2 separate regions of the Homo sapiens genome follow, and region 2 is linked to region 1. A link is a loop called in an ENCODE intact Hi-C map of the cell type or tissue named here. Cell type or tissue: PC-9. All regions are shown on one strand. Each heading gives the region's core, and the rest is flanking DNA. Links, peaks and the distances in the headings are about the cores only. Region 1 overlaps SGSM2 (small G protein signaling modulator 2). Region 2 overlaps SMG6 (SMG6 nonsense mediated mRNA decay factor).

Region 1 (8,326 bases), core at 247-8,246:
AGTAAACGCTAGAAAGGAACCAGACTGCTGTCACTGTGTCCAAAGACCTGCCATCCTTCCTTCCTTCCTTGTCTCCTGGTCCTACCACCCCACGAAACTCCCCTGAAGATAGGATGACCATAGCCAAGAGGTGCACACAGCCAGCCATGACCCCTGAGATCTGTGCTGCCCGCTCGGCACATGGACAGCTGTCCGTCTCAGCCGCTGAGAGCTTGGCTCAGACAAACCTCTTCACGGCCAGGCTTGGCTCCGTCCTAGAGAGCTTGGGAATCACTCCAGGCAGCCGCTCCCTGCTATTCTTGGCGTCCAAATAAAGAGTGAGGTTGGCCTCCTGGAGCAAGCGGGGTTTCTCCATCCCTCTGCCTGAGGTCAAACCCACTCCCTGCCCTGGCTCCTGGGATTGAGTCCCAAAGCCCCCACCTCTTTTCCAGCTCGGAGTCCCCCAGAGTCCCATTCATGAGCTGGTTGGGGGTCCACTTCAGAGTCAGGCTCTCTGCAGACTGGTGCAGGGAGAGGTAGCCAGGGACCGCCTCCATATCCTCCTTCTACAGCGGGAGACACCGGAAGACCGACGATGAAGGGCTGAGAGGCTCTCAGGGATGGCCTATGAGAAATGAGCTCCCGCTGGGAGGAGGGGAGGCCAAGCTAGGCTAGTCACGGGGTCCTGGACTAGGGACGGGGCAGAAGCACAGGAAAACAGGACTCAGTTTCCCTGGTCAGCCTGGTGCCACTGACTCTCTCCTGCCAGCCTCCTGGATGCCAGGTCCATTCCAGGCCAGCCATACCCACACTGCGGACTCCCCTCGCCTGCTGGCTGCCATTCCTGTCCCCTGCCAACTAAAGGCTGGGCGTGAGTCGTGTGAAACAGGGAGTTGGGAGGCTGGGGCCATTCTCCCCCCCGTCTCTGGTCAAGCTCCTCAGGAAAGGAATAGCCATGGCTAGAGGCTTCCAGTCGTCTCGTTCGGGGACCTTCGGGGAGGGATGGCAGGATGAAGCTTTCCTACCGGCTGCACCAGCACGTGGTTCTTGCCATAGAGCAGCCGCGTCCGTGAGTTCTGGTGCAGGGACTCCACACACTCGCGGGCACAGGCAGCCAGCCTGTCCTCCGACGCGCTGCCGCTTGAGTGCCGTTTCCGGATCTGTGTGGAAGGCCGGGGCTCAGCCTCCAGCCTTGGGAAACTGGCCTCAAGGCTTGGGAACCCTCACGCTTCCATGCTGACCCTCTCCAGCTGACCCCAGGGGTCCTTCCTGCCCCGGTTTACTCCCAGCCACCCTCTGCTCTCCAGCCACGGACCAGCATGGGCTCCCGGCATTTGTGTTAAGTTTTATTGTGCGGAGAAGGCTCTTCTGAGGCAGCCGCTACCTTGGGGCATCTCCAAGGCCTGTCCCGTAGAGAGGCCGGTTTCCCGTCCCTACAGGCCCATGGGCATAGCCCAGATGAGCCCAAAGGGTGGGGAGGGGGCACCTACCCCCAGGGCTGGGCGCTTTGCAGGGGAGTCCTGGCGAGTAGGTGGACCCCGGATGCGGTGCCGCTGGACCAGCTCATCAGCAGAGGGGTCAGTCCAGTAGTGATCGGCTGTCTTGAGCTTAGTGTATTCCAAGGCACAGGGTCCCACTGTGGAGACAGAGACAGCCAGCCCAGACGATGCTCCCTCAGCACCTGCCCCGTACCCACTGTGCCTGTGCTCTCAGGCTCACCTAGAAGAGAGGCCAGGATCGGGCCGAACACAGGGTCTGCCAGCAGTGCCTCCTTCTCGTAGTACTTGCTGCCAGGAGACAGACAGTGTGACTGCCGAGGCTCCGGGGCTCATTCCAGGGCAGTCAAGCTCACCAGGTAGGGACATCCCCACAAAGACCAGATTCAGATCAGTCATCAAGAAACAGTGAGTCCTTAGGGACTGGGCTTCGTGAGGTGCCTGGTATGGCCAATGCCTTGAGGGCACCGAAGGGGACGGGGAGATGGAGGGTTGCCTACAGGCTGTCACGGACAGGCAAGCATCCTGAGGGCTGGGGCTGAGGGACGTCGGGAGACGGGTCAAGGGAGGGGCTGCTTGGGGAACGAGGCGGTCACCTGCAGTTTTTGGGGAACGGGGCGGTCACCTGCAGTTTTTGGGGAACGGGGCGGTCACCTGCAGTTTTTGGGGAACGGGGCGGTCACCTGCAGTTTTTGGGAACGGGGCGGTCACCTGCAGTTTTGGGGGGAACGGGGCGGTCACCTGCAGTTTTTGGGGAACGGGGCGGTCACCTGCAGTTTTTGGGGAACGGGGCGGTCACCTGCAGTTTTGGGGGGAACGGGGTGGTCACCTGCAGTTTTTGGGGAACGGGGCGGTCACCTGCAGTTTTCCGCCAGGTATTGCACGACCTTGTCCAGAACTTTCTCGATGAGCGCCGTGCGTACCCATACGTGTTTCAAGGCCTGAGGGCTGAGGGCCGGGGCCTTCCCGCTGGCTGAGCCCTGTCTCCGCAGGGCCTCCTGGCTGACCCCTGAGGGTTTCCTGCAAAGGCGGGGAGGGCTCCAGGAGTGCAGTGGTCTAGGGGTAAACCCCAGAATGCTGGCATTGGGAGTGGGGCTTGGTACCCCAAGATGGGAGCACAGAGAACTGACTGGGGTTGGGAGGTGAAGGAGGGGTACAGAGCCTTGTGCCCACAAGGAACCAATCCCCTCCCTCAAGCTGATCCCTCACCCAGAGGCCCTGCAAGGAACAGGCCCAGGATGCCAACTTTCCGATGGGTGTCCTAGGAAGTAGCAATTGCCAAGTGGGAAGAGCTGAAAGGAGGGAAGAAGGGGCTGGCCCAGGGCTCACCTGCCCTCTGCTTGTTGCTGCAGCTCCTGTACCTTGTGGCAAATCTCCCCCGCCACTGGGCACGTCTTCCCCACCTTGGTGAACAGGGCTGCCATCTTGTCACTGCGCAGGAAGCCAGCGGCACGGCGTCTCAGCTGATGCAAGAGGCAAGCCTCCACTGCACCTAGGCCACAAAGGGAAACGGCATCTGAGCCTGGGAAAGACGGGGGAGCAGGAAGAAAAGCTCCTCTTCCCCATACCTGTGGTGAGGCAAGGGGTAAGGGCAAGCCAAGGGCAGGCCAGGGAGATACCCTGGCTTCCTTCCAAAATTCCCCTCCCCGTCCCTCGGCTCCTGCCCGGGGCGAAGAGCTTTGACATGCCAAGCTGTCCCTCTCCCTCGCCTGGTGCGCACACACCTCCTATATGCAGCCTCACCCCTGGGGGTCATGAGGACCAAAGCTCCCCATTCAGGGTGGCATGAGTGGCTCCAAACCTGACAGCAAGGCACAGCACCTACAGGACGGGGATGTGAGGAACACCCGACTCGGGAGCCTTTCTGGAGGGCACGGAGGATGCGGTTGCTAAGGAACAGGGCTCTGCAGGAGCTAAAATATTGATGAAGTCACTGCAGAGCTTGGACCCGACAGTGGCCGCTGGACTGATGAGCCCAGCAGCTGAGGGAGAGATTTCTCTTTTCCATGCTAGGAGGGCTTCCCTCCATTCATTCATGGTTTAGGGTTAGGCTTAGTCTCTGTCTGGACTTTCCACAGACAGACCCTGCAGGAAGAAAAGAAGGGCTTGGTAGGAGACAGTAGGGAGCTGCCCTGTGCCCAGACAGACTCTAAAGACAGGAGTGTGTATGTGTGTGGGGCGGAGAAGCTTCTACATGATTGGGCCAAACTAACAGTTTTACAGGTGAGGAGGGAAAGGCCCAAAGAGGGGAAGAAACTCGATCACAGTCACAACATGGCAGAGCCACCAGGATGAGGACCCAGGGCTCCAAGCCTCGGCCCGAGCCCCTTTTGCCACGTCCAGGTGTGTCTGGTTGGGGGCAGGGACACTGAGGGGAGAAGGAGGTGGTTTTTTCACACGGACTGGAAACAGTGAGCTGTGCTGGAGACAGTCAGACAGAACAAAGTCTGAGCTTGGCACGGTCACTTGCTCTGAGACTCAGTTGTATCCTCTGTGAAATGGGAAGAGGGCTAGTGTGAGATGTCACATGAGACGGAGGATGTGAAATCACCCATGCGGGGTCTGGCTCTCAGGAGGTGCTGGGTCTAGGTCAGTTCCTGACTCCTCACCCTGTTGGTTCAGATACAGTTCTACAGCTAGCCTCTAAGAGCTGGCTTTCAGCAGGACCTCTCCCCGACAGGGACAGGAAGAGGGTGCACTGGAGAGACGATCCAAGGCTGCCCCAGAAGTGGGTGGAGACAGGGAAATTGAGGTCTGTCAAGGTTTTTTTATTTTTATTTTTGAGACAGGGACCCACTCTGATGCCCAGGCTGGAGTGCAATCGTGGAATCTCAGCTCACAGCAGCTGAGAGCTGACCTCTGTGGTTCAGGTGATTCTCCCGCCTCAGCCTCCCGAGTAGCTGAGACTACAGGCACACACCACCATGCCCAGCTAATTTTTGTATTTTAGTAGAGACGGGGTTTCGCCACGTTGGCCAGGCTGGTCTCGAACTCCTGACCTCAAGTGATCCGCCCGCCTCGGCCTCTCAAAGTGCTGGGATTACAGGCGTGAGGCACCGCGCCCGGCCCACATGGGGAAATCTTTGGCTTAAGCGTCCACATGCTCCTCTCCATGATCATTCCCCCTGGTCCCTGGAGGTCTTGTGTGGCCCTGGGATATACAGGCGAATGACCCTTTTGTCCCAGTCTCTTGGTCCTGGGCTGCTGCAGCTACAATTCCGTGCCTGTGGAAAGGGGGTGATCATTTCCTGGGGTTGCACTTCCCATTCAGAGTGGGGAGAGAAGCAGCACTGAACAGGACAGAGGGGCAGCAGGTGGCACATGTCCTGCACGGATCACATGCCTCAGTGGTGTGATTAATTGCCGGGATAATGAGTCATTCGCTTCCCCACCTTCCCTAGGCGACCGCAAAAGCAGCCAGGCCGTGGGGACTGGGGAGTGGCCGGCCCCAGCACTCCCATCGGGGTGGCCTCGCCTACCTTCCCGGCCAGCCTCTGAGCACAGCCATGGGGTTCTCTCGGGTGAGAGGAGGCATTCCTAAGCAATTACTGCAACTAAGGAATACTGAGAGAAGCCAGGCATCACGCTCAGTCCCCCCTTTACCCCACGGTCCCTAATTTCCTTCTGTGCAACCCAGGCAAGGTGCCAGGCAGTGTCTGGGGAAGGAGAAATCCCTCTCATGCATCGACTTTCCAAGCTAAGACCAGTTAGGCCATTAGGCCAGGCATTACTGACTCAGCTCTGTGGGCTCCCGGCCAGTAACTGTTCACACTGCACTTGTCCTATGCCATGCCCACAAGGTGTTCCCCACCGAGAGTGTGCACGTGTGATGAATATGTTATCGCGTGCAGTGTGCAGACAAAATAATAATAGTGACACCACTACTTGAGAACTATGGCCCCGAGAGGACTTTGTGAATGGGCTTCTGGGGCTCCAAAAACTCCCTCCCTGGGTCTGGGCGCCGTGGCTCACGCCTGTAATCCCAGCACTTTGGGAGGCCGAGGCAGGCGGATCATGAGGTCAGGAGATTGAGACCATCCTGGCTAACACGGTGAAATCCCATCTCTACTAAAAATACAAAAAATTAGCTGGGCGTGGTAGGGGGCACCTGAAGTCCCAGCTACCTGGGAGGCTGAGGTAGGAGAATCACTTGAACCTGGGAGGCAGAGGTTGCAGTGAGCCGAGATGGCGCCACTGCACTCCAGCCTGGGGGAACACAGCGAGACTTTGTCTCAAAAAAAAAAAAAAAAAAAAACAACAACAACAACAAAAAAGAGCCCCTCCCTGATATTGGGAGCAATTTGAATGCAAATTGTTGAGGTGCTCTAGAATGATTAGGAGAGTGCTTTTTTTCCTGGATAGTAGGTCTGTGGTTCTCAGCTTCTGACCCAAAAAAGATTAAGAAGCCGTTTTTTTTGAGACCGGGTCTCACTCTATTGCCTGGTCTGGCGTGCAACGGTGCAACCACAGCTCACTGCAGTCTCAGCCTCCTGGGTTCAAGCCATCCTCCCACCTCAGCCTCTCAAGCAGCTGGGACTACAGGCTTGGGTCACTAAGCTTGGCTAATTTTTAAAAATTTTTTGTAGAGACTGAGGTCTCACTATGTTGCCTAGGCTGGTCTCCAATGCCTGGCTCAAGTGATCCTTCCACCTCAGCCTTCCAAAGCGCCGGCATTACAGGCTTGAGCCACTGAGCCTGGCTCTGAGACTTCTGAGTCGAGCAGAAACCCAGGCATTGTCACTAATTGAAACATACATGGAGACATAAACACATGCCATCCCGCATCTAGTGAATACCACACTCAGAACTGCCTGCAAAGCCGGCAGCAACAGTGTCCTCCTTCCCCGGGGACGTGTCTCACAGACACGGGACGGTGAAGGACCCTTCCCCAGGGAGAGTCCACATGACGGCCCAAGCTTATCCCCCGTTCTGACTGGAGGCCCAGAGCACCAAGCAGAACTCCAGGGCCTTACTCCCCTTACTCCTTCCTTCCCCAGGTCCCCACTGTGACCCCACCTCCCAGGGTGGAGGGTGGTGGCAGGAGATACTTGCAGGGCTAAAGCACCAGGTTAGCTGAACCTACCTGCCTGCTGACTGAGCTGTCTGGGCCCTGGGCTCCCACCTGTGAAGGCTTCAGGACCCCTGATCCAGTGGGTCCCAGCACCAGCTACGGCCACCCTGGGTGCACCACCACAAGGTGATGACCCTGACATTATTTGGCTTATTTCATATGAGAAAAAATGTGGACTAATTAATAAAAACCAACACTGGTTGGCATGGAAAGGTTTGGGCAAATGAATCAAAATGGAGAAGAGAGAAACATGACTTTAGTGGCTGGGCATGGTGGCTCACACCTGTAATCCCAGCACTTTGGGAGGCGAGGTGGGCGGATCACCTGAGGTCAGGAGTTCGAGATCAGCCTGGCCAATATGGTGAAACTCCGTCTCTGCTAAAAATACAAAAATTAGCCGGGTGTCGTGGTGGGCACCTGTAGTCCCAGCTACTTGGGAGGTTGAGGCAGAAGAATTGCTTGAACCTGGGAAGCAAAGGTTGCAGTGAGTTGAGATCGCGCCATTGCACTCCAGCCTGGGTGACAAGAGCAAAAACTCCATCTCAAGAAAATAAAATAAAAAGAATAATAGTCTCCAATCCCATCCAGGTTGCTGCGAATGCCATGAATGTATTCCTTTTTATGGCTGAGTAGTATTCCACTGTATGTATTTATCAGTTTCTTTATCCACTCGTTGAATGATGGGCATTTGTCACCCTGGTTTTCTGGTGGCCTTTGGAGTCTGGGCCAGCTGAGCCCAGGTACATTCTCTACCCTGTCAGCCCATCCCATCCTGCTGACAGCAAGGCTCAAGGAACTGCAACTCTGAGTGGGCAGGAGCATAACTGCATTTAACTCCAGCACACTGTTGGACACCCCTACAAAGGTCTGGAGCCATCTTCCCAGGGAAAGGCCAGGAACTACAGACCCAGACTAGCCCTGGGGCTCCCTTCACCAGCCCCGATGTGACCTCAAAGCCATCAAGTTCTGCAGCCTAACAAATGCTACACACGGCTGGAGACCACAGATGCTGATGGAATCCTATGGGCACCCCAACCCTTACACCCCAATTCCACCATTCTAAGATATGGGGTCCCTTCCCTAACCCTTACACCCCAATTCCACCATTCTAAGATATGGGGTCCCTTCCCCCAACCCTTACACCCCGATTCCACCATTCTAAGATATGGGATCCCTTCCCCAATCCTTACACCCCGATTCCACCATTTTAAGATATGGGGTCCCTTCCCCAATCCTTACACCCCGATTCCACCATTTTAAGATATGGGGTCCCTTCCCCCAACCCTTACACCCCGATTCCACCATTTTAAGATATGGGGTCCCTTCCCCAATCCTTACACCCCGATTCCACCATTTTAAGATATGGGGTCCCTTCCCCCAACCCTTACACCCCGATTCCACCATTTTAAGATATGGGGTCCCTTCCCCAATCCTTACACCCCGATTCCACCATTTTAAGATATGGGGTCCCTTCCCCCAACCCTTACACCCCGATTCCACCATTTTAAGATATGGGGTCCCTTCCCCCAACCCTTACACCCCGATTCCACCATTTTAAGATATGGGGTCCCTTCCCCCAACCCTTACACCCCGATTCCACCATTTTAAGATATGGGGCCCCTGCCCCCAACCCTTACACCCCGATTCCACCATTCTAAGATATGGGGTCCCTTCCCCCAACCCTTACACCCCGATTCCACCATTCTAAGATATGGGGTCCCTTCCCCCAACTCTTACACCCCGATTCCACCATTCTAAGATATGGGGCCCCTGCCCCAAC
Region 2 (8,326 bases), core at 104-8,103, 260 kb after region 1:
CAAACTCCTGACCTCAGGTGATCCACCCACCTTGGCCTCCCAAAGTGCTGGGATTACAGGTGTGAGCCACCACGCCCGGCTGAGTGTAATATTTTTTAAGTGAGAAAGACTTGAAGTAGGCTGAGTGCAGTGGCTCACGCCTGTAATCCCAGCACTTTGGGAGGTCGAGGCGGGAGGATTGCTTGAGTCCAGGAGTTTGAGAGCAGCCTGGGTAACATGGTGAGACCCCATCTCTACAAAAAAAAAAAAAAAAAAAAAAAATTAGCTGGGTGTGGTGGTGCATACCTGTAGTCCTAGATGTTCAGGAGGCTGAAGTGGGAGGATCACTTGAACCTGGGAGGTTGAGGCTGCAGTGAGCCAAGATCACACCATTGCACTCAGCCTGGGCAACAGAGTGTGACCTTGTCTCCCAAAAAAAAAGATGACTTGAAGTAGAGACCTTTCCCTATACTCTTTGTGAAAGTGCCATTACCTTCATAAGAGGCCATATTATAATATAATGAACTGAGCACAAACTTTGGAGTAAGACAAATCTGGGTTCAAAGCCCAGCTTCATCACTTCATCACTTGCTTTTTCTGAGCTTTAGTTTCCTCTTCCTGTCTCACAGGATTACCATGATAATCAAATGAAATAACATAATTCCTAGTAACCATCTGTCACCACTTCATCTACACCACAGCTTTCCCAGTAAAATGGGATATTTAGGCCACCAAGAAAGCGTGATCAATGAAAATTGCAGAGGAAGTAAGATGCTAACTTGCTCTACCTGCCACTACCCTGAACCTTTTTTTTTTTCAACCCCCTTAACCTCTTTAAAGAGCTTCTGGCATGCTCATGGGTTTTTCTTTCTAGAACTTTCCCTGCCCTGAATTTGTTCAGTATGCATTGTCACTTGTGAGGACTTCTTTTCACAATAAATACCCAAGTGCTTTAGAATGTCTGGATGGTGGCCAGGCACAGTGGCTCAAGCTTGTAATCCCAGCAATTTGGGAAGCTGAGGCAGACGGAACCCTTGAAATCAGGAATTCGTGACCTGCCTGGCCAACATGGTGAAACCCTGTCTGTACTAAAAATACAAAAATTAGCCAGGTGTGGCCGGGCGCGGTGGCTCACGCCTGTAATCCCAGCACTTTGGGAGGCCGAGGTGGGCGGATCACGAGGTCAGGAGATCAAGACCATCCTGGCTAACATGGTGAAACCCCGTCTCTACTAAAAATACAAAAAATTAGCCGGGCGAGGTGGTGGGCGCCTGTAGTCCCAGCTACTCGGGAGGCTGAGGCAGGAGAATGACTTGAACCTGGGAAGCAGAGGTTGCAGTGAGCTGAGATCGTGCCATTACACTCCTGCCTGGGCTACAGAACAAGATTCCAACTGAAAAAAAAAAAAAAAGAATGTGTTGATGGTGATTCTCCTGGAAGTCAAGCCTGCTTTCTCTGTGCCATCACAGAGGTGTTGCTGGCAGACTAATCTTGAGACGACTTCTTACCTCTTTGCACCAAGGCTCTTATTAAGGGGTCTTTCCTGACTTTAGATCCGGTGATGAGTTAGCCCAAAAGAGTGTGCTCAGTCTCCTATAGGGCTCACAGGTTTGGCTTATACCCTCCAAGTGGCCCAATGGGAGCTACAGGGTGTTGGAGGTGGTCATGGGAAAGAAACAGCTCACAAGAAGAGCGTGGGGCGAGAGCCAGCCGTTCCCCACTGCCTGCTGGAGCAAGCTCAGTGAGGCCGCTGACAAGAGTCCTCAGAACACTAAACAGGTGATTAAAACATCAGTATAAGTCTTTCCAAGCTTCACAGAAAGCCAAAAACTTAGTTTGGACAGCAACAGAAATTTTCCGCTCTGTAGCTTTATAAACTGGTCCGCTGTTTCTTCCTCTGCTCTGTGGCCAGAGGGGAGCTCTGTGCTAATGATTCCATAAAACCCTCCAAGTCTTCCTGAGTGGCTTATCATATGAGAGTAACCTATACCACCCTTTTCCATCAGAGTAATCTCTAGCCTCTCACTGTTAGTTCGCATTCTGAATCTTTAACCCTTCCAAAAAGGCCAAGCCCAGCTCTTGGCACTGTCCCCTATGACAGAGCTGAGCTCCTCCATCAAGCTCAGTGGCAGAACGATCCTTTCCTCCTTTCCAAGATGACTGCCCAGAATCACAGAAACCTGTAAGAATGGAAAGAGAGTAATCCCAATTCTGGGCATTCACCCAAAAGATTTGAAATCAGTTGGTTGAAGAGATGTCTGGACTCCCAGGTTCACTGCAGCATTAGTCACAATAACCAAGTTATGGAATTAGTCTGAGTGTCCATCAACAGATGAATGGATAAAGAAAAGGTGGGACATACACACAATGGAGTACTATTTGGCCTTTAAAAAGAAATTCTGTTGTTTTCAGCAACATGGGTGGAATTGAAGAGCATTATGCTGAGTGAAATAAGCCAGGCACGGAAAGACACATACCATATGTTCTCACTTACATGTAGAATCTGAAAGAGTCCAGCTCATAAAAGCAGAGAGTAGGATGGTGGCTACAGAGGCTGGGAAATGGGGAGATGATGGTCAAAGGGTTCAAAGCGTCAGTTCCATGGGAGAAAGATGGGTGTGTGTTTTTCTGAGATCTGTTGAACAGCATGGTGAGCATAAAAATACAGCACTGTACATTTAAAATTGCTTTAAGAGGTCAGACGTGGTCACTCACAACTGTAATCCCAACATTTTGCGAGGCTGAGGCAGGATGATCACTTGACACCAGGAGCTCAAACCAGCCTGGGCAACATAGTGAGACCTCATCTCTAAAAAAAAAAAAAAAAAAAAAAAAAATGAAATTAGCAGGATGTGGTGGTCCACGCCTGTAGTCCCAGCTACTTGGGAGGCTGAGGCGGGAAGATCACTTGAGCCTGGGAAGTGAAGACTGCAGTGAGTCTTGATCACACCACTGCACTCCAGCCTGGGTGACAGAGCAAGACCCTGTCTAAAAGAAAAAAAAATTCCTTTAAGAGTAAATTTCAAATTTTCTCACCACAATAAAATGATAAGTATTTGAGGTGATGGGTATGTTAATTAGCTGGGTTTAATTATTATACATTGTATTCATAAAATATATCACTTTGTACCCTTGTAAATAAACACAAATATAAATTGTCAATTTATAATAAAATTTTGTAAAGGACTAGGAATATAGATCTTCAGAGTTATTAGCATCTTGCAGACAGGGCTCAGTAATTTGCCTGAGAGCACACAAGTTAGGAGGCCACGACACTGTCGTTCCACTAGGCCCTGCTTGTCCTAGACTGTGGCGTGTCACCCACCCAGGAGGAGTGCACCATGCCCAGAAGAGTTCAGTCTTCAAGAAATCAGCTCTGAGAGGCTGCCTTTTTCTCTTCTTCTGTGAATTTCCAGGCAAGAGAAGAGCTTTCTCCTTGGGGAGATGGTGAGGGTCTCTGAAACACCTGTGAATGTTCTGGATCATGGAGAGCTGTGGCAGTTAGAACAGTCCGGCCCCTGCAGTTACTGGCTGCATTTCCTGAGCAAGTTACTTCTCTGTGCCTTAATTTCCTCACCTCTATAATCGAAGCAGTGACAGTATCTACTTCATGAGGTTGTGGGGATCACGAGTTGGTTCGTGTAAAGCATTTGGCACAGTGCCTGGCTTGTAGTAACCATTCGCTCGGTGTTCGCTGTGGCTGCGAAGGGTGAGTGAGGCATGCAGCAGGTTTTATTACGTCCCGGAAGGCCGATGGCACTCTTCCAGGAAGGTAGCGCTGGTGAGCTGGTAAACCTTGAATGAGGAAGTCATTTTATCTGGCTTTGGATCTTAGTTCTCCTGAGAATGTCATTGAATTTATTTGAATTTTAGTTTCCTCATCTACATCATCTGGATGTAGTAACTGCATCAAAGAGTGCAGAGGATTTCTAGATCCTAAAAGTATCATGAAAAATATAAAGTAGGTTGGGTGCAGTGGCTCACGGCTGTAACCCCAACACTTTGGGAGGCCAAAGCAGAAGGACTGCTTGAGACCAGGAGTTCAAGACCAGTCCTGGCAGCATAGCGAGGCCCCATCTCTACAAAAATAAAAATTCAAAAATTAGCTGGGCATGGTGATGCATGACTGTCGTCCCAGCCACTTGGGAGGCTGAGGCAGGAGGATTACTTGAGTCCAGGAGTTCAAGGTTGCAGTGAGCTTTGATCACGCCACTGTACTCCAGCCTGGGTGACAGAGCAAGACCCTGTCTCAAAAAATATATAGATAGTAGTAGTGTTTGCACCTTTGAAAAATAGAGTTGCATTTTGAAGAGTCTAGTAAAATTGTGACCACTTTGACCTAACCTTCCATCCTTTAAAGCAGTAATTCTAAAACTCAGTGTTCATAAGTACCTGGAACACTTACACACATTCTGGCCAGGTGCTGTGGCCCACACCTGTAATCCCAGCACTTTGGGAGGCTGAAGCAGGGGGATCTCTTGAGCCTAGGAGTTCAAGACCAGCCTGTGCAATACATTCTGGCCAGGTGCTGTGGCTCACACCTGTAATCCTAGCACTTTGGGAAGCTGAAGCAGGGGGATCTCTTGAGCCTGGGAGTTCAAGACCAGCCTGTTCAATATCGCGAGACCCCATCTCTACAAAACATTTTTTAAAAATTAGCTGGATGTGATGGTGTGCGCCTGTATTCCCAGCTACTCGATAGGTTGAGACTGCAGTGAGCCGTGTTTACACCACAGCACTCCAGCCTAGGTGAGAGAGCAAAACCCTGTCTCATAGAATAAAATGTTTAAAAGTACACATTCTAAGGTCCTATCTCAAGAAATACTAATTCATTGAATTCAAAGTGGAATCCATAGCCAAGGAGTAGTGTTAGGTAAAAAGAAAACAAACAAAGTCGGGCACCAGTGGCTTATGCCTATAATCCCAGCACTTTGGTAGGTGAAGGAGGGCAGATCACTTGAGGCCAGGAGTTCAAGCCCAGACTGGCCAATGTGGTGAAAACCCATCTCTAAAAAAAATACAAAGATTAGGCCAGGGACGGTGGCTCACTCCTGTACTTGAACACTTTGGAAGGCCGAGGCGGGCGAGTCATTTGAGGCCAGGAGTTTGAGACTAGCCTGGCCAACATGGCAAAACCTCATCTCTACAAAAAATACAAAAACTAGCTGGGTATGGTGGCACTTGCCTGTAATCCCTGTTGCCCAGGAGGCTGAGGCAGAAGAATTGCTTAGATCTGGGAGGTGGAGATTTCAGTGAGCCAAGATTGTGCCACTGCACGCCAGCCTGGGCAACAAAGCAAGACACTGTCTCGAAAAAAAAAAAAAAAAAGATAAAAATTACCTGGGCATGGTGGCAGGCACCTGTAGTCCCAGCTACTCAGGAGGCTGAGATGGAAGGATCACTTGAGCCCAGAAGGCAGAGGTTGCAGTGAGCGGAAATCTCACCACTGCACTCCAGCCTGGGCGACAGAGTGAGACCCAGTCTCCAGAAAAAAAGTGGAGTTCGGGAATCTGCATTTTTAATAAGCTCAGCGTGTGATTGTGATACAGTTGGTTTTGAAAAAATGCCTTTTCATGTTCAGATGTGAAGAAGGGAGAACTGACACTGATTGAGCTGGTTCTGTATGGCAGCCATTTGCTGACTTACACGTTATCCCGAGCTATGGATAGGCTAGTTCGTTTTCGTTAACAAAGCTTCTCTTGTCTCCAACTATGAGGCATGGGTCATGTTTGTGATTCAGGACTCCAGAAACATAGAACCTGAAAATGCAACTTAAAATGGCTTTCTACCTCAGCCCAAATCTCAGAGAATGTCTGCATACTACATTTTTTAATATGCTGTGGGGGTTCTTCAGATGTGGATGTAATTTTTTTTTTTCAAAGCATGACATCAGTGCTTTGAAGATCATTAAATGTCACTTCTTAGGAGGTACATTTTACCTTGACCTGGTACAACAGCCTCCATGGAGTTAAGACCTGCCCAGAGCGTGGCTTCTTCTGGTATCTGGTTTCACATGAGAAACTGGAGGCAGCCTGTCAAAGAGGAGTCCCTATTCCTTATTGAGTCCAAACCCCCATGAGGAGCACCCCCCAAACAGAAGGTAGCATCTCCGAGTGTGTCCAGGTGTCTGTGTTGCACAGCTTCGGGGAGCATGATTGACACAGTATAGGCAGTATGGCCGCACCACCTCCGTGATGTCCTCTGGGATTGTCCTGAGGCTGCCATCTGACCCCCACGATCACTCATCCACATTGTTCAGGTATCCATAGTGCATGTTAAATACTGCAGATAGATTTTATTTTAAGCACACACACAAACACACACACTAGTGCCTCCCCTCAAGAATCTTACTTAGGAGAAAAAAACACGACAGATTAATGGGAGAAAGATATTAAGAATTGTAAATAAAACCAACTGATAAAATTCATGTAACATGGCCAGGCACGGTGGCTCACGCCTGTAATTCCAGCCCTTTGGGAGGCTGAGGCGGGTGGATCACCTGAGGTCAGGAGTTTGAGACCAGCCTGACCAACATGGGGAAGCTCCGTCTCTATTAAAAATACAAAAATTAGTTGGACATGGTGGCGGGTGCCTGTAATCCCAGCTACTCGGGAGGCTGAGGCAGGAGAATCACTTGAACACAGGAGGCAGAGGTTTCAGTGAGCCGAGATCACGCCATTGCACTCCAGCCTGGGCAACAAGACCGAGACTGTCTCAACAACAACAACAACAAAAAGTATGTAACATAAACCTGAGAAGGGAATGCATTCTTAGATGAAAAATTTAGGATCCAAAGAGAACTTAATAGGTTGCAATGGGGAGAAGTAAATGACAAGATGAAATCAGAAAAGAAAGAATGTAAAACCCTACCCTGGTCCAAAAAGTCAGCCACACTTAGCATGTAGCATGCAGCACAATGGTAAATAATCGGATTTCTTCAGGCATGGGGAGAAGACCTTGGTGAAGGAAAAGATGTGAAAGGGAATAGTTGGTGGAGGGCTTGTACTCCATAAAGGGAGATAGGATTTAGCAACATATGTGAAAACAATTTGGGGATTTGTTGATTAGAAGCTCACAATTGGCAGGGCACAGTGGCTCACACCTGTAGTCCGAACACTTTGGGGGGCTGAGGCAGGAGGATTCCTTAAACTTGAACTGGAGTTCAAGACCAACTGGGGCAATATGGTGAAACCCCGTCTCTACAGAACACACAGCCAGGTGTGGTGGCACGTGCTTGTAGTCCCAGCTCCTGAGGAAGTTGAGGCGGAAGGATCACCTGAGTCTGAGAAGTCAAGGCTGCAGTGAACCATGATCTCGTCACTGTACTCCAGCCTGAGGGACAGAGCAAGACCCTGTCCCCCGCCCCCCAAGAAAAGGAAAAAAGAAGCTCACAGTTTATCAGTAGTGCAAGGTGGGGACAACAACAGTAATGCTGTTAAGTCTATTATTAAAATTGAGTATCCCCGATAGAAATGGGAGGGAATGGTCTACTCTCTGCTCTGCTACCAGGTCACGTGGGCACTCACTGTGGGAGACACTTTAGTCTTAGTGAAAGTCTTAGTGAAAGAATAAGCAGGATGTTTAGGAGACAGTTGGAGTGAGGCACAGTTGAAGGAAGTGGGACTGTTTAGCCTAGAGAAGGTGTATAACACAGCAGACCTCATAATTTGAGGCCAGTCAGATAAAAGCAGAATTTGAGTTTGTTTTCTTTTGTTTTTTGTTTTTTTACATGGCCCCAGAGAACCGAATTAGAAGCATTGGGAGGCAGATCTGGGTTTAAAAGGTGTAAACATTTCTAGCAATTAGAAAAGTCCAAAAATAGAATGGCCTTCTGGTAGGAAATATGCCCCCTTACAGATTCAACACAGTAACACACCTCATACAGAATGGTCAGGAAAAAAGTCTGTTAGTGTAGACAATAAAAATGATTGGCTGGACGTGGTGACTCATGCCTATCATCCCAGCACTTTGGGAGGCGGAGGCAAGCAGATTGCTTGAGGCCAAGAGTTCAAGACCAGCCATGCCAACATGGTGAAACCCTGAAATTAGCAGGTGTGGTGGCTCGCACCTGTGGTCCCAGCTATCTGGGAGGCTGAGGTGGGAGGATCACCTAAGCCCAGGAAGTCGAGGCTGTAGTGAGCCGTGATTGTGCCACTGCACACCAGCCTGGGTGGACAGAGAGAGACCCTGTCTAAAAAAAAAAAAGAAAAGAAAAGAAAAATTATATATTTCTTCAATGTTAAGTAATGATTGATTTTAAAAACTACTCCAGGGCCTTGAGTCCTCTCCACCAGAAGTAGTCAAGAAAGACTTGGATCACTGAGGGGTATTTAGAGGAGGTTCTCTT

What was found. Hi-C counts contacts between places; a loop is a spot of excess contacts. Peaks named below come from ENCODE experiments on the same cell type or tissue, not always from the same donor. Only the 100,000 strongest peaks of a DNase experiment are listed, where the experiment ranks them.
Region 2: it touches region 1 in a loop (8-fold over the local background); 1 of 110 quality-filtered maps calls a loop at or near these places.

The regions. Positions count from the first base shown.
Region 1 is chr17:2,356,278-2,364,603 of GRCh38, reverse strand. It overlaps SGSM2 (small G protein signaling modulator 2), which reads right to left. Exons shown (of 24, transcript NM_014853.3): 3 at 2,805-2,967; 4 at 2,334-2,495; 5 at 1,699-1,766; 6 at 1,470-1,615; 7 at 1,005-1,139; 8 at 421-545; 9 at 1-8. Among named protein-coding and RNA genes, the nearest start is that of SGSM2, 23 kb to the right of the region's middle. In PC-9, for the core only: no CTCF peak of the experiment used is centred there; DNase peaks (open chromatin) are centred at 3,053 and 5,073; H3K27ac peaks cover 3,016 bases.
Region 2 is chr17:2,097,019-2,105,344 of GRCh38, reverse strand. All of the region lies in intron 13 of SMG6 (SMG6 nonsense mediated mRNA decay factor), which reads left to right. It overlaps SMG6-AS1 (SMG6 antisense RNA 1), which reads right to left. Exons shown (of 2, transcript NR_199038.1): 2 at 3,042-4,223. Among named protein-coding and RNA genes, the nearest start is that of SMG6-AS1, 11 kb to the right of the region's middle. In PC-9, for the core only: no CTCF peak of the experiment used is centred there; DNase peaks (open chromatin) are centred at 2,204 and 3,744; H3K27ac peaks cover 2,294 bases.